Linked DNA regions of Homo sapiens: region 1 is linked to region 2. Evidence: read pairs that join two places in POLR2A ChIA-PET (ENCODE). Cell type or tissue: PC-9. All regions are shown on one strand. Links, peaks and the distances in the headings refer to the core of each region. The heading gives the core; the rest is flanking DNA.

Region 1 (7,970 bases), core at 2,871-5,370, 330 kb after region 2:
CTGCAGCTCTTCCTAAGAGTGAAGACATTCTGAGCATGTTACATTCACAATCAGGCCTCCTTGATAAGTATTGAGATTCAGAGTCAAAGTTGGGAAAGCAGCCTTCAATTGTACTCATTCATGTGAAGTTTTATAATGAAGAGTGTATGTGTGTCTCTTTTTGCACTTAAACAAAGGTAGGGAAGTTGATGGCAACTATTTTCCTTCTTTCCCCATCAAAACCTGGAGTATAAATGTGGGCGTGGAAATTAGAGGGAAGCCTAAAATTTGTACTGGTCCCCAGCCCCCGTGTAGATTCATCAGCGAGATCCCAGGCTGTTTGAAAGAATGCTGGGCCTGGAGCTGAGGGACCTCCCCAGAGGCAAATTGATGGTTGGAATGCTGCTGCAGAAGGGCTCAGTGTCCCTGTGGTTCTTTAAGTCTGGAATTTTTCTTTCTTTTGAAAAACGTACTTTTGGGGGGGGCGGAAATGAATTTGAATCTATTTTCTACCACATGTTTAATGACCGAGGTGATGTATTTTTTCCTCAAATTATTATAACTCCCAGTAAAAATTCAAGCCTGTAGAAGGTAAGGAGGAGATTATATGATGAAAGTATTATTGATTTTAGTGGAATCATGGAATTTAACATATCTTCTTTACTTCCAAGTTAGTGCTTTTCACTCTACATCATGCCCAACACTTTCCTAGGTAAACAAGGGCTATAAAAGAAGGGCTTTTAATGTATCTCTTCCCCTGCTTTGGAGCAAGGCAGTTACAGAACAACAACAACAACAACAAAAATAACATTATCTGATTGATTGGTTGATTGGTTGGTTGATTTTAGAGATAAGGTCTTGCTCTGTCACCCAGGCTGGAGTGCAGTGGTGTGATCGTGGCTCACTGCAGCCTCAAACTCCTGGACTCAAGCAATCCCCCCACCTCAGCCTCCTCAGTAGCTAGGACTGCCGGCACATGCCACCACACCCAGCTAATTTTTAAAAAATGTTTTAGAGTTGGGGGTCTCACTGTGTTGCCCAGACTGGTCTTAAACTCCTGGCCTCAAGTGACCCTCCTGCCTCAGCCTCACCAGTAGCTGGGATTACAGATGTGAGCTGCTGTATGATTCTGTCTCGCATAATTGGATATATTTTAAATGGTAAACTTGATCTGTATAATATTTGGACCTCCCTCAAAAAACAAATCATTCATGAAGCTTTGGAAAGGCTATTATAACCAAATAATGTGTGCATAAGGAACCTTCTCCCCACATCTCTGAGCCCCTTTTCATTATGGAACCTCACAGCATCCCTCAGGATATCCCTGAGCCCAGGGGAAGATGAGAGTGGGAGGAATTTCAGTGATGGGAAATAGAATCAAGTTAAAGTAAACTCTGAATTCGATAGAGACAGTGTGGGATGAAGCAACAACAAAAAAATGTATTAAGACGCTATCAATAATACATTTTGCCAGCATTTTTGAGACGTTCCAAACCAGTCTCAGAAAGTTTGAGACTGATCCCAAGAAAACAATGAGAAAGGTTGAGTCTAAGCCTAAAATTTTGGCTGAATTTGGAAATTATCAGTGTGAAGGCTACACACCAAAAATATAAGAACCAACTGTCCTGAAAGTTTGGGAGTTAAGATTTGGGGAAATTATTTGAAATCATTTCAATCTACCAATTCCTGATTTTTTTGCACTAAGAATTGAAATTCTGAATCCCTTAATTTATGTATCAAATATATCTACCAGCAGTGCAGGGACAATGAGGGTGGAAATGCATTAACTAATAGATTATATGGACTGCCTTAAGCAACTGTATAATTTCTGTTAGGATGAAACCGAACCATGTTGGGAATTCTGATTTAAAATGAGGTCTGTACTTTATAGATGTGGAAAATAAGGTTCATAGGACGAAATTACTTCCTCAAAAGCGACATAACTGCGTTGCAGCAAAAACGGCAGGAGAGTGCAGGTCTCTAAGCCAAGTCTTGGACTAGGTTCTTGATTCCAACAGTTCTCCAGTGATGCTTCTGAAGACACTGGGCTGAAAGTGAACAGTGACCCTCTTTCCCGAATGTCTATAATTTTCTCAATTTAAAATTTTTCTCCTAAAAGACAATGGCTATTTTAATCTTTTCTGTTTGTTTGTTTGTTTTGAGACACAGTCTCGCTCTGTCACCCAGGCTGTAGTGCAGTGACGCGACCTCGGCTCACTGCAACCTCCACCTCCTGGGTTCAAGCAATTCTCCTGCCTCAGCCTCCCAAGTAGCTGGGATTACAGTTGTGTACCACCATGCCTTGCTAATTTTTGTATTTTTAGTAGAGACGGGGTTTCACCATGTTGGCCAGGCTGGTCTTGAACTCCTGACCTCAAATGATCCACCTGCCTCGGCCTCCCAAAGCGCTGGGATTATAGGCATGAGCCATTGTGCCCGGCGAATATTTTAATCTTTTAGTGACCTCTGCCATTTTTCTTTTCAAGAACAAGATGAATGAGCAAATGTAAACATTTTAAAATTAACTTGGAAGGGCTTTGACAGATTTCATTTCTCATGGACATATGCTTGTGACTGTTTCAATATTGCAGGCATACACTAGCATCATTTTCTTTTAGCAGAATTGCTTGGTGCTCCTGTAATAGAATGAAGTGTAATAGTGTGCAAACATTCACAACTTCCATGTGCTCTAAAACCTAAACAAGTTTGAACCCACAAGTCACTTTGTAAGGCACATCCAGGCTCGTTGAGATTCTAACTGGTGGAAATAGTTGAAAGTATATTTGTCACTTACACCTTGCCTATATCCAAGAAGGATTTGAGTCTTCCTCCAACAAGAATGCATCCAAGCCAGTCTAAAACTGTCCTCCATAAAATAGGGAAATACACTTTGGGAATTTCATAAGCTAAACACTATTTCCACATTGGTCACCATGGTGAACACAAATATGCAAAATCGACTGAATGGTAACAAGGCAGGGAGAGAACGTGCTTCCTATAGGATTTGATCTGCTGCTTATTCTGATCAAAGTGGAAACTATAAAGGTTGGTTGGAGCGGATAGCCCAATGCCTGCCCAGTAACAGGGCTGCAGGAATTAACACGGTGGACGAGGGAAGGTACAGACCATTTTCGGTGGCTAAATGAGAAATAATACTAAGCGATAGGATATCCTGTATGTTTAGATTACTTGCCTCTGAAAACGAGCTCCAATTCTTTTTCAGAACAAGTATTGGGAACAAACTGTGGATATTTAATCACTTAAGGGTACTTTCTTCTGGGAAAATCGCTCACTCTTAATTTTTCAGTTGAGTTAGACAAGGGCTAATTGCAAGAGGATTAAAACCTTGAAAACTGCTTTGTTCAGCTTATTGTTTCAGGTTTCCCTTTGGAGTGTGGATGATGTGTTTATTTGACATAATGAATACCACCATCCGCTTTGTTCCGGGAACCAAAAGGCTATGTGCTTGCCCAAGGAATTTCTCAGTTGTTTATATGTAAGGAAACACTGCTCTGTGTTATTGGATGGGACCATTACAGCTCTTTCTTAAATAGGGAATGCAGAGAGCCGTGCTTTCCTCACTCACATCTGAGCAGAGAAACCAGAAAATAGCCTTCAGCACTCCAAATGCCTGCTTGTTTTCAACACAAGAGAGCAAAGGGAACATTTATTGAAAATGTGTGTTCTTCGCTTAGGAACCCAGAGCTTTACTTTGTGTTATTGGCACATCTACTTAGACCTATGTTATATGTGTATGTGTGTATATATATATATATATATATATATTTTTTTTAAGTATTAGATTGGAGTGCTTGGCATGAATCATAGATTAGAGAACATTGACAACTAACCAGATAGTGAACTCTGCCTCTATCAGCCAAATCTAACTGCCAAAACACTGAGGAATAAAGTAACCACTAATTAAGCAGCCTGGAGTTTTGTTTTTGGGTTTTTTTTGGTGGTGGTTGTTTTTAATACATACCCTGCCATAGGATGAGGGCAATTGTGTGAAATACATGCTTTGCGGTGACTTCCAGTGATGCAACATAGCAGTCTTTTTAAACAGCTGAAAACTCTCTGGTCCTTTATGGTTTCCAAAAGGTACTCCTTAAATGGGCATAACTGATGGGGGATTGGCTAGTGAGCTACAGAGAAGGCTGAGTCAGAGTGACCTGTTGGAGCTAGCCCCGTGTGTGTGTGTGTGTGTGTGTGTGTGTGTGTGTGTGTGTGTGTGTGTGTGTGTGTAGAAAAGGGGGAGCCGTGGGCAAGGGGCGGGGGTGAAGGGAGGCTGCAAGCTTGGCAGAATGTTTGAACAAGACAAAGAGCAGTTCCAGCGACCAAATAAGGAAGTGAGTGCTGAAGTATTTCAGAATAGAAGTGTGTCAGGGACTCAAGGCAATTGCGGAGAGTAAAAATAGGCAAAGAAGAAAGGGCAAAGGATTTTTGTTTTACTTGTTCCACAAAATAAACAGGGAAAGAAGTATCTCTGGTCTTTCAGCTGGAGTGAGAAAAACAGATCGTATCTATCCCTTTCTGTTGGCTTTTTATAGACATGTGTCTGAAGAGATGTTTAGAAGCTCTTTCAGTGGCAATGGCAATAATAAGCATGCTTTTGTTAAAGACAGAAAAACGCAAGTTGTGCATTAGACGCACCATCACATTCCCTTTATGTGTAATGCATGAAACTTTTAGCCCAAGATGATGGAAGTTTCCAAGAACCAACAGAAATATCTGGAAACCCATTTTCAGACATGTCCTGAACACTGAATTATAACTGTATCCTTTGAGAAAAATCTTACCTCTTAACAAGCCAGTTAAATGTCCATTAGATACAGTGTCTAACTTAAATATGTTGATAGTTACTGAAAAAGATGTCAAAAGAGGCAAATTACGCAAAGAAACTGTCAGTACTTGTTTTAATCTTCTCAATACCATCTCCCCAACTCTCCAGAGTGGCCAATAATATGTCACTGATCCTATGGATAAATGCTGCTCTTATTTTGATACTTTTTTTGCAGTACGGGTGGAAGAGAACAAAGATTTGGAAGGAGAATTTCAGATACTCCTAAACATAATTTGAAACAACCTTTTTTTGTCCTACAAAACCAACATTGAGAAATTATTTCTATTAACCAAGAAATCAATTTACTTATGTCTGCAACTAGGAATAAATAGAAGACATTCATCCTGGGTAAGACTTTTGAAAGCCCTCAATAACTAAATTGTTGGCAACTCTAGGATTGGCAATTGAACAAATCTATCCTTCTGTTCTCATGCAAAATACAAAATTGGACAGCCCACACTTGAATCAGAAACTACCAGAACCTGCCCAGAAGAGTTTGGGTAGAGAGCTAAACTGGAGTGCAAAATAGGGAACACACAAAGATTGACCACGGCATGTAGATGATCTTACAATGTAGTGTATTCTGGCTCCAAAAATAACCTGCCCCCCACTTAAACTGAAATATAAACTCTATTGAATAAGCTACCTTGATCATGCTTCAAGAAAATGTTAGGCTTATGACAAAATGTTTATTATCACAAACAAAGAAAAAATTAAAATGAGACACAGTGTTATGCCCACGAATAGTCATTTTAATGACCAAGCTCCATCCTACCAATGCTTCACTAGTTGACTTTTTTTTTTTTAAGCAATTTAACAATAGATGTCAAGAGCAGGGAAAAAAGGCTGGGTGTGCTGGCTCACGCCTGTAATCCCAGCACTTTGGGAGGCTGAGGCAGGAGGATCACTTGAGCCCAGGAGTTGGAGACCAGGCTGGGCAATATAATGGGACTCCATCTCTACAAAAAAATATTTCGAAAAAGCCAGACGTGGCGGTGCACACCTGTAGTCTTATCTGCTTGAGAGGATGGCTTGGGCCCAGGAGGTCAAGACTGTGTGAGCCATGATTATACCATGTACTCCAGCCTGGACAACAGAGTGAGACCCTGTCTCAAATAAATAAATAAATAGTGGTAAAAAGAGTATTTGACTTCAAAATCATACTTCTCAGTATTTGCCCTGAGGAAGTAACTCAAAATGGGAAAAGAAATGTATAAGCCTGAAGATGTTTAGTATAGCATATTTTTTATAATTTCAAAACAAAAAATTTAGAAGTCAAATACACAGAATATTCTCTTATCTCAACAATGCAATATTATGCAGCAATTAAAACTGGTAATGATTAAGCCTATGAAGGCAAAAAATGTTTATGATAAATGATACAATAATGACGAAAAGTTACCTTGTAAAATTACACACTATCTGTATAGCTATGTTTTGAGGACTAGAAAAGAACATGGTGAAATAGTGCTAGTGTGTTATACATACATAGAGGTAGATTTTTTGTCATCTTTATTTTGTGTTTTTCAATAATAAATGCCTTTCAAAAAAAGATGATGATGAACAAGCTTACAGGCAAGAGGCAGGATTCCAGAGTCAGAAAGAACTGAGGCTTCAGAGTTTACCTATCCAGCAAATATAAGTCACAAAGTTTTGTGTAGCTAGTTAGTGATGTTGTAATAGACTTTGCCATTTACAGAACTGTTTTACTTACTGATTTGACTTGTCAATTATTTAAAAATAGCAAAGCTAGCAAAAATAGCAAAATGTCAATTATTTAAAAATAGCAAGTGTAATTCTTTTGTGAGAAAAACAATCACCCACAAAAATGTAACTGCAGAGGCTCCGAGACCATTTGTGTGTGTGTGTGTGTGTGTGTGTGTGTGTGTGTGATTCCTCCGGTATAGCTGTGAATAATGTGAGGTAACCAGAGACTGGCAGAGTCAGCCCAGGATTAAACACCGTCATCAGCAGCACCCCAGTTTAAAGAGAAGATTCAGAGCACCTGCATCAGGATCTCCTTCTAAAGCCCTGAATGGCAATTGGGAGCCAATCCTGACATTGAGATCACATAATAAACTGTTCTCACAAAGAGCAGTTCATTTAATCTTTCCATGCTTTTGTTTTGGTGACCCCGCTACTGCTGGGAGTAATTATAAAGAACTCCAAATGATTAGAAAGCATTTTGCATAAATCAGCTTGTTTGAATTATTGCATTTCCAGGGAAAATTAATTGCGACTTAGAACAATGCAGAAATTATTTACACACCCAGGTGTCAAAAAGCAGAGGAGAAGCAAAGAAGTAAATATATATTTATAGAATTTCCTGTGATGGCTTATAATAACTATTGAGTAATCATAGAATGTTAAATGTAATCTCATCCAACCCTCTATAGTGGAGATTTGAAAATGGAGACACAGGACTCGAAGTGAATCGTGCAGGGTCTCATAAAGAGTTAATGCCAGAGCCAACTCCTTTGTTGAAAATAGTAGTTAAATCCTTAATGGCTGTTCTCTAGAGCTCTACTTGCTGCCTTTGCCTTCTTGCCCCTCTCCTGTGGCGAACTTAAACAGTACTTCCATCAGTCTTACTTCGAAAGACTTAAGAGTTTGAAGGAGCTCTAGACAATTTATAGTCTTGTCTTAGGCAAGGTGATTCTGCTTCATCTAGTTACTTATTTAGAATGTTAACTCCTTAGTGGCAGAAGTCATGTTTCTCAGTAATAACTAAACTTATTGGCAGCAATGCCATGTGCGCCGTGCCAAATGCTTTCCAAAGTCTCGTTGAATCCTTGCAGCAATTAATCAGGTGTGCAGTGCTATTATTCTCATTTTACTAGAGGAGGAAACTGAGGCACAGAGAGGTTAAATAACTTCCCCAAAGCCTTACACCTAGCAATGGAATATTACGCAGCAATTAAAACTAGTAACAATTAAGCCTATGAAGGCAAGAATGTTTATGATAAATGATAAAATAATAGTTACCTTGTGAAACTGCAAGCTATTTGTATAGCTATGCTTTGAGGACTAGAAAAGAACATGGAGAAATAGTGCCAGTTATGCGTATGGATACATATGCATCACAAGTGCGTATGTTGAGATTTAGACAAAGTATCAGCCTTGGGATTTACACCCAAAGCATGAGCTC
Region 2 (7,970 bases), core at 3,188-5,687:
ACACTGCCAGCTTGAACTGAAAGGTACAGAGAGAGAATAAAATGAAAGACGGTTATAGGACTCCCAAAATTCCATAAGCAATAAACAGTCTGATAAAACTATTCAGCCCCAAACTTGTGCTATCTTTCATGAAGGATGACTCTGAGGGCAGAGCCTAGAGACACAAATGGTTATTCACAGGCCTTAAAACCTATGGAGTTAGCCTTGCAGATTTTTGAAATTTCTTGGCTTTTTCTCCTTCCATTTTCTCCCTTTGTGAACAGGAATATCTGTAACTGGTACCCTATTCCTGTTCCACCATTGTATTTTTGGAGCAAATAACTTGTTTTCTAGTCTTAAAGCTTCACATATGGAGAGAAATTTTGCCTCAGGATGGTTCATACCCAAAGTCTCAACTATACCTGATTTAATCATTTAGGTCTTTTCAGCAGATGAGATTTAGATGGGATTTTTGGACTTAAGTTGATACTACAATAGATTAGGACTTTGGGGGGACCTTGGAATGGCTCATTTTGCATATGGAATTGATGAGAATGTTTGGGGCAGAGAGTGCAATGACAAATAAATGGCTCCCAAAGCTGTGCATGCCCTAATCCCCAGAATGTGTGCATGTTACCTTACAGGGCAAAATGAACTTTGCATGTGATTAATTTAAAGATCTTGAGATGGAGGATTATCCTAGATTTTCCAGAGTAGGCCCGATGTAATCTCAAGGGTCCTTGTAAGAGAGAAATGGGAGATCAGAGGAGAGAGAAGATGCTGTGCTGCTGGCTTATACATGGAGAAAGGGACCACAAGCTAAGTAATACATGTGCCCTGTAGAAGCTGGAAAAGGTAAGGAAACAGACTCCCCGTTAGACCCCCTAGAAATAATGTAGCCCTACCAATACCTTGATTTTTAGGCTTCGGACCTCCAGAATTGTAACAAATGTGTGTTTTAAGTCACCAAGTTTGTGGTAACTTGCTATAGCAACAATAGGAATCTAATGCAACTGGCATTTACTATTCATTCCATTAAAATGATAAAGTCACTTTCCCCTCCAAAACAATTACAAGAATGAGCCCTGCCCTATTTCACTTTTTTTTTTTTTTTTTTTTTTGACGGAGTCTTGCTGTCGCCTAGGCTGGAGTACAGTAGCATGATCTCGGCTCACTGCAGCCTCTGCCCCCCGGGTTCCAGCGATTCTCCTGCCTCAGCCACCTGGTTAGCTGAGATTACAAGTGCATGCCACCATGCCTGGCTAATTTTTGTATTTTTAGTAGAGATGGGGTTTCACCATGTTGGCCAGGCTGGTTTCGAACTCCTGACCTCAGGTGATCTGCCCGCCTCAACCTCCCAAAGTGCTGGGATTACAGGTGTGAACTACCACACCAGGGCCTCATCTCCTCCTTTTGATCATGGCACTTCATAAGGGTATACAGTCATCATCTCCACTTCTCCTTCAAAGTCCTAAAGTTTATTGGTCTAGTCTATCTTTAGACCAGAATCTGCCCTGAAGCTCCTCTGCCAAACTCATTCATGATGACCTATTAATTGCCAAATTCAAACAGTGCTATGTAGTCCACGATTTATTGACCTATTGGTGATATTCAAGATTTTATACCAGCCTCTCCTTTCTTTTTCTTTTCTTTTCTTTTTTTTTAACTTGAATCAGGGTCTTGATCTGTCTCCCAGGCTGGAGTGCAATGGCATGATCTTGGCTCACCACAGTTGATACATCTGAATTCCATATTCTCTTTTATGTCATTCCTTCCACTCACTAGAATGAGCCTCATGTGTTGTCATCTGGTTTATTGCAAAAGCCTATTCATTTCCTGACTCCAGCCTGTTCTCTCCATTCTGTTTTCCACTCTCCTGCCAGGGTAATTTCTCTAGCATGTAAACCTGATCATGTTACTCCCTGTCTTAAAATCCATTAGCATTTCCTCATTGCTTTCAGATTAATCTGCCTATTGGTATTTCATCTTTTTTTAGAGCTCCCAAACACTATACCTTAATGGTGACAAGTAAGTGTTTTGATTCAGAGGATCTCTCTAATAACAGTTCCATCACGTATTAGCTTCAGTGTATTGGGTAAGTTAACCTCTGTCTTTCATCTCTAAAACGGGAGTTAAAAACAATCCACAGAGTTGTTAAAGGATTAAGTGAATTCAATGTTGTAAAGAGATCAGACACAAAGCAATAGGATGCAGGTATCATTATTATTATTCTCTTCAGGAAATACTGAGAACCATGAATGTAGCACTAGGTAGCTTGTCCTTCCTTGAGTTATGAGACAGATAACAGGGTCTTACTCTGTCTTAAAAAGTCTTAAAGCCTTGTGTTGAGTGGCAACAGTAATATCAATCCATATGCATTCAAACATCGTAATTTCTGGACATTCCTTTCTAGGGATTCACTAAACATGTATGTATGGTGACCTACTACGCCAGACACTTTTTATACACTGATACAAAATATTAAAAACTCCTTCCTTCAGAGTTTACATTCTAGTAAAGAATATAAACAATAACAAGAGAAGTAAAAAGTCCATTGTGTTAGATAAAAATAAGCTATAAGAGAAAAAATACATAGAGAAGAGGAGATATCAAATCCTGATGGGAAAAGAAGATGAAATTTTAGATAGGATAGACAGGGAAAGTCCCACTAAGAAGGTGACTTGACTAAAGATTGGAAGGAAGTTAGGCCATTCTTTTTTCTTGGAGAGACCAAGCCTGGCTGAGGGACAGGGAAATCCCTGAGATAGAGTGAGCCATGTGGGTTCAAGGAGCATTAGAGAGGCCTGTGTGACTGAAGCTGAAGGACTAGGCAAGAGTGGGAGAATGTCACAAAGATAAGGTGAGGAGGCAGATCATGCCTGATCCCAGAGAACAAAAGAGACTGTGACTTTTACTTTGAATGTGATAAGAAGGCATGTCATGGCAAATACATTGAGATTTTATCTTATTTATAATTTACTTTTATTAAATATTTGAACAATTCATGTATACATGTTCCTTTTGTTTTGGATATATGTTAAAGAAAAAATCAAGAAATGAAATTTAATATAAAAATAGTATAACAAATTGTATTCCTTACGTGTTTGACAATCTAACACTGGATTTTTTTCTTTTTTGGTTTGTTTTTTCTCTAATACTGATCATTGTTCTAGTGGCTTTTTTGACAGTTTTTGAGACAAAATTAAGTCAAGATAATGTAATATGTAGCTGTCCCTAGTTATCCATGGGGAACTAGTTCCAGGACCCTCTTGGATACTAAAATCCATGGATACTCAAGTCCCTTATGAAATGGCATATTTGCATATAAATTTTAAATCATCTCTAGATTACTTATAATACTTAAGACAATGTAAATACTATGTAAACAGTTATACTGTATTGTTTAGAGAATGACAAGAAAAAAGTATACATGTTCAATATTTCTGAATATCTTTGATCCATGGTTAGTTGAATCCACAGATGTAGAAGCCACAGAAGGCTGACTATATTATTTCATATATCTATTGTCTTATAAATTTTAAATATACTGCTCATTTTCCTATCCATGTGTTTTTTCTTATTGAATTGCAAGGCCACATCTTGCCAAGGTTTCCTTTCATTTTTTTAACTTGCCTTTTCTTCTTTTTAAATGAAGATTTTGTTTTAGTTTCACAGTTAGGAGCTTTTAAAAGTCATCAGATTTATCGCACTGTGCCTTTATATTTCCTTCATTTGCCCTTATGGATAGAAAACTCCTTCACTACCATAGAGCCAAAAAACAAACAAACAAAAAGGCATGTATTTTATTATGGTTATTTTTGGTTTTGTTTTTTCCATTTAGCACCTGAATTTATGTTGGTATATGGTGTGAGGTTTGATGGCCTAAGTGTGTTTAGTGAATGCCTCAGAGTTAATTCTTCAGACAGATGGCTGGTAAGCCAGGCACTGCCATCTGAAGTGACCCTGATGGGGACAGGGACCAGAGCAGGCCAGGGAGCAGGGTATGCACTGCAGCTGATCTCTCGGGTTTTGGAGACTTGATCCTACACCCTTGCTTTTAGGTGTGAACTTGCATTGCTGGGACAGTAGACCTTAGTCCTTTCTGTGGGGAACTGATTGCATTCCAGGCCTTCTGCCCTGGAAGGGGTCTGCCCTATCACCAACATCCTCACCCCTACATGATTCAGCAGGCTCTTCACTCTTGACTCACAGTGGTAAAACTCCACCCCTTTTTACTCATAACCTCTGCCTGGGCTCACTCCCTTGATCTGAATTAATATACTCTCATAAAGCTACTTCTTTTTTTCTTCAGAGGAATAACTGAAGTCCTCATCCATCCCCCGTGGCTTTCTACTTGATCAGTGTCCCCCTATCAACTTTCTGACCCACTGTCATCCGCAGCCCCCACCTCTCTAGCTGCATACCACTTGGGTTTCTCAGAAAAGCTCAAAGGACGAGGCTTCACCCTTTATGCTACTGAATTCCATTTATCTCCTTATTACTCACCGTCCACACCTATGATCATTGACTGATTTAAAATCTCCCCACCTCCCCCAGTCACTTTTCATACCAGACATAAACACCAGTGCGTAATAGCTGCCTACCCAGCCCAGTTAGAAGCTCCCAATTCCTCAGAGTGGCCTGAGGCAGAATAGTGTCCCTAAGGTCATCTCAGCTTCTAGATCCCAAGTCTGATTCTCTTTCCTTGCCTTCTCACTCATCTGCTAAGCTTGTTTATTGGGCAACACTAAGCAAAGTTAATGATTATTCCAGTCTTTAACTAGGACGTGAGAAGCTCTCTCCCCATCTTCACCCATTTCTGTGAAGCTTTCAGGGACTATGGGCCTCGCACTGATAGCACCTCCCCAGGCTGGGCTGGCCCAGACAGTCGAAGAGTAGGACCAGCCACTTCTCAGCCCAGCTGACATTTGGCAGCTTTGTGATTTTGGATAAGACATCTTCTCTTGGGAGGTCAGACAAGATCAACTCTTCCAGCTATGACATTGCGTGAGGCAATGAAGAGGGGAAAGTCCATGAATGGAAGGTGGAACTTGATTGGATCTGTTTTGTGGGTTCAGGAGAGGTCCTATCACAACTCACTGGAGGTAGGCAAGGTAGGTGAAGACTTCCATGGAAACTTCTGGCTCTGGGGTGCCTGCTTCACTGATGATTGAGTGGGCATCCTAAAGGGTACACCTCTGTCAAAGTAATTCAAAGTCCTGCTCATCATTCAGACTTGGCTTGTCAGGAATCAGGTACACTTGGATAACCTAGCCTTAATTCCATTCAATTTCCTTTTATCTCTTAGAAAAATATGATTACAGTTGTTCCTCAGTATCCAAGAGGGATTGGTTTCAGGACTCCCTGCAGATACCAAAATCTACAGATGCTCAAGTTCCTTATAAAAAAAAATGGTGTAGTGTTTTATATAATCTAGACACATCTTCCCATATACTTTAAATCATCTCCAGATTCCTTACAATACCTAATACAATGTAAATGCTTTATAAATAGGTGTTATACTATATTGTTTTTATTTGTATTATGTTTCATTGTTGTATTGTTGGCTTTTTAAAAATATTTTGGATGCACTGTTGGTTGAATTACCAAATGTAGAGTCCACGGAGGGCTGACTGCATTTTTAGGCTTATAATGCCAACATTTCTTTGACAAGTTCACTCTGTGTTATATTAATTTAGCTTTCATCTGCACAATCATTAGTACCATATTCAATTTATAATTCATAAATAATAAAGCATATTAACAAATGCATATGCTGTCTCTATGGAAAAGTAATTACCTAAAAATGTTATAAATAATCTGTTTTGATTTTACCCTGCAGAAAGTCTTCTTAAGAAACAATATATTCAATGAAACTACAGTCACAGTTACAGAAGTCAAACGAGCACACTGGGTCTGTGATATTTCTACAACAGGCTTTTTCAACACCTGTTAATCAGTCAATCAGAGGAAACCTCAGGGGCTGAAGATACGCCAGCTTGGTGGAAATTCCTTCCCAAAATAGCAATAGCTGAGCAAATTGCTAGGCTGACAGAAGTAGAGTATGCACAGTTCTTGGGATTTTGTGTGAGACAGCAACTGTCTTCGACGGTTGGCATTTTATCAAAGTTTAAATTCTTTGGTCCAACAGCTGATTTCCTCCTTTGTCATATTCTTTCCTATTTGCTTCCCCAGGCAGTGACAGCCATGTCCTTCCACATTAGACTTCTTGGGTAAGCAGCTTCTGAAATTGTTCTACAGCTGTTAGTAGCTGTCTGGCAGAGACCACTCCATTTGCAAGGTTGCTGAATATCGCTAAGTATCTCCATGAGGCATATAAAATGCAAACTTTAAGAGAAACAAAATATTGTTCATTTTGATTTAGGTCAAATAAATGTCAAAGCCTTTCTAAATAACTAATTATCTTGGTAGATTTGCCTTTTCTTTCTAGTAGAGGAAAAAAAAATCACCCTATACAGTTTATTGATGTCTTCATACGTAGTAAAATGTCAAAAGCAACTCAGTTTAAAGCATTAAAACTTCCAGCCATGCAAAGAGTCTTAACTTTTTTTAAGTTATATTCGGACTTCAAAGACTATTGATTTTCTTCCTGTTTCCCTTAGCATAATATAATCGGCATTTTTCCTTTAATATAAACACATCAGAAAAATCATATTTTATGGCTACTTTAAAATTCCATGAGTTTAAGCCATTCCATAACATGCACATTTAGATTGCTTTGATTTTTTCTTCTATAAATAATACAGAATTAAATGTGTTTTTATGTAAAGTGTTTACTGTAGTTAGGATTCTGTCCTTGGAACAGATCAGAGAGAGAGTGGATCAAAGGTTATGACATTTTAAAAGTAGCCAGATGAAGGTGAATGTTCATACAGTATATGCAGAATATGGTTCGCTTGTATATGGGTCTGATTTGCAAATCAGCTCACAAGAGCTGATCCACAGTAGAGGAAATCTGGTTTAAGATTTTTAAAGTCAGTAAAGTTTTTTTTTATTCTCCAAATAGAAACATACTGCATTCAAAATTTCTTTAATTGATTATTCTCTATTTTATACCCAAAGACTTAAAAAAATTTTACTCTCTAGTGGATTAAACAATTAAGAAAGGTTTTTTTAAGATTAAATGGACTTCAGGCTCATGACCGGAATTTTTTTTTTTTTTTTTTTTTTTTCCTTTTTGAGAAATGGAGTCTTATTATGTTACCCAGGCTGGCCTCAAAGTCCTGGGCTCAAGGGATCCTCCTGCCTCATTCTCCCGCATAGCTGGGACTACAGACAGGTACCACTGAGCACAGCAATTTGATGATAAATATAATGCAAATACATACAAATTTCAAACACAAAAAGAAAAAAATGAAGGTTTCCTTTAATCTTACCTTCCGGATATAATAACTAGTATACGATGTGTTTGTTTCACTTAATGCTATATTTGGGATAGCTTATTTCTGTATCACCTCTTGTTTTAGTACCTTAGAAAACACATTTAAAAATCATAATTATTGATAGGGAAAAGTATAAAGAGTAAGAAACAGTAACAGTCAAGATAATCTCTGATGCCATTTTTTTTCTCTGATGCCATTTTTAAAATAACAATACAGCATGTATGTTGGAGTCAACATACAACCCTATTTGCATCCTAGTCAGAATGCATTTTCTCACCAAAATTAACCTATCATCTTCGAGGAAAACTTCAAAATGTTTTATTCATATGTCAGGAAAGAGAGAGAAATTATAAAAATAGATATAAGTATACATACAAATATGATGATGCTCTAACACACTCTCATGTATACTCTTTTTATCCTAAATCTATCTTGAATATATTTCTATGACTACATACATATTTATCCATTCCACTATGATTTTTTTTCCAATTCATGTGAGCCAAAAGAACTTCAATTTGCTGAATGAAGTGAAATAGGAATCCAGTTTTTTAATAATGAGGGGGAAGTCAGTGGAACTGAACAAGG

Evidence for each region. Peaks named below come from ENCODE experiments on the same cell type or tissue, not always from the same donor. Only the 100,000 strongest peaks of a DNase experiment are listed, where the experiment ranks them.
Region 1: POLR2A ChIA-PET joins it to region 2 with 10 read pairs; 3 of 35 experiments call an interaction of 5 or more read pairs at or near these places.

Annotation. Positions count from the first base shown.
Region 1 is chr4:168,812,650-168,820,619 of GRCh38, forward strand. The region is part of intron 10 of PALLD (palladin, cytoskeletal associated protein); the gene reads left to right. Among named protein-coding and RNA genes, the nearest start is that of PALLD-AS1, 170 kb to the left of the region's middle. RefSeq lists enhancers at 3,221-3,855, 3,856-4,491. In PC-9, for the core only: no CTCF peak of the experiment used is centred there; no DNase peak of the experiment used is centred there.
Region 2 is chr4:168,482,982-168,490,951 of GRCh38, forward strand. It overlaps LOC107986198 (a long non-coding RNA gene), which reads right to left. Exons shown (of 4, transcript XR_001741448.3): 3 at 7,377-7,469; 4 at 3,769-6,327. Among named protein-coding and RNA genes, the nearest start is that of DDX60L, 6.5 kb to the left of the region's middle. RefSeq lists an enhancer at 3,906-5,105. In PC-9, for the core only: no CTCF peak of the experiment used is centred there; DNase peaks (open chromatin) are centred at 4,200 and 4,530; H3K4me3 peaks cover 998 bases; H3K27ac peaks cover 2,500 bases.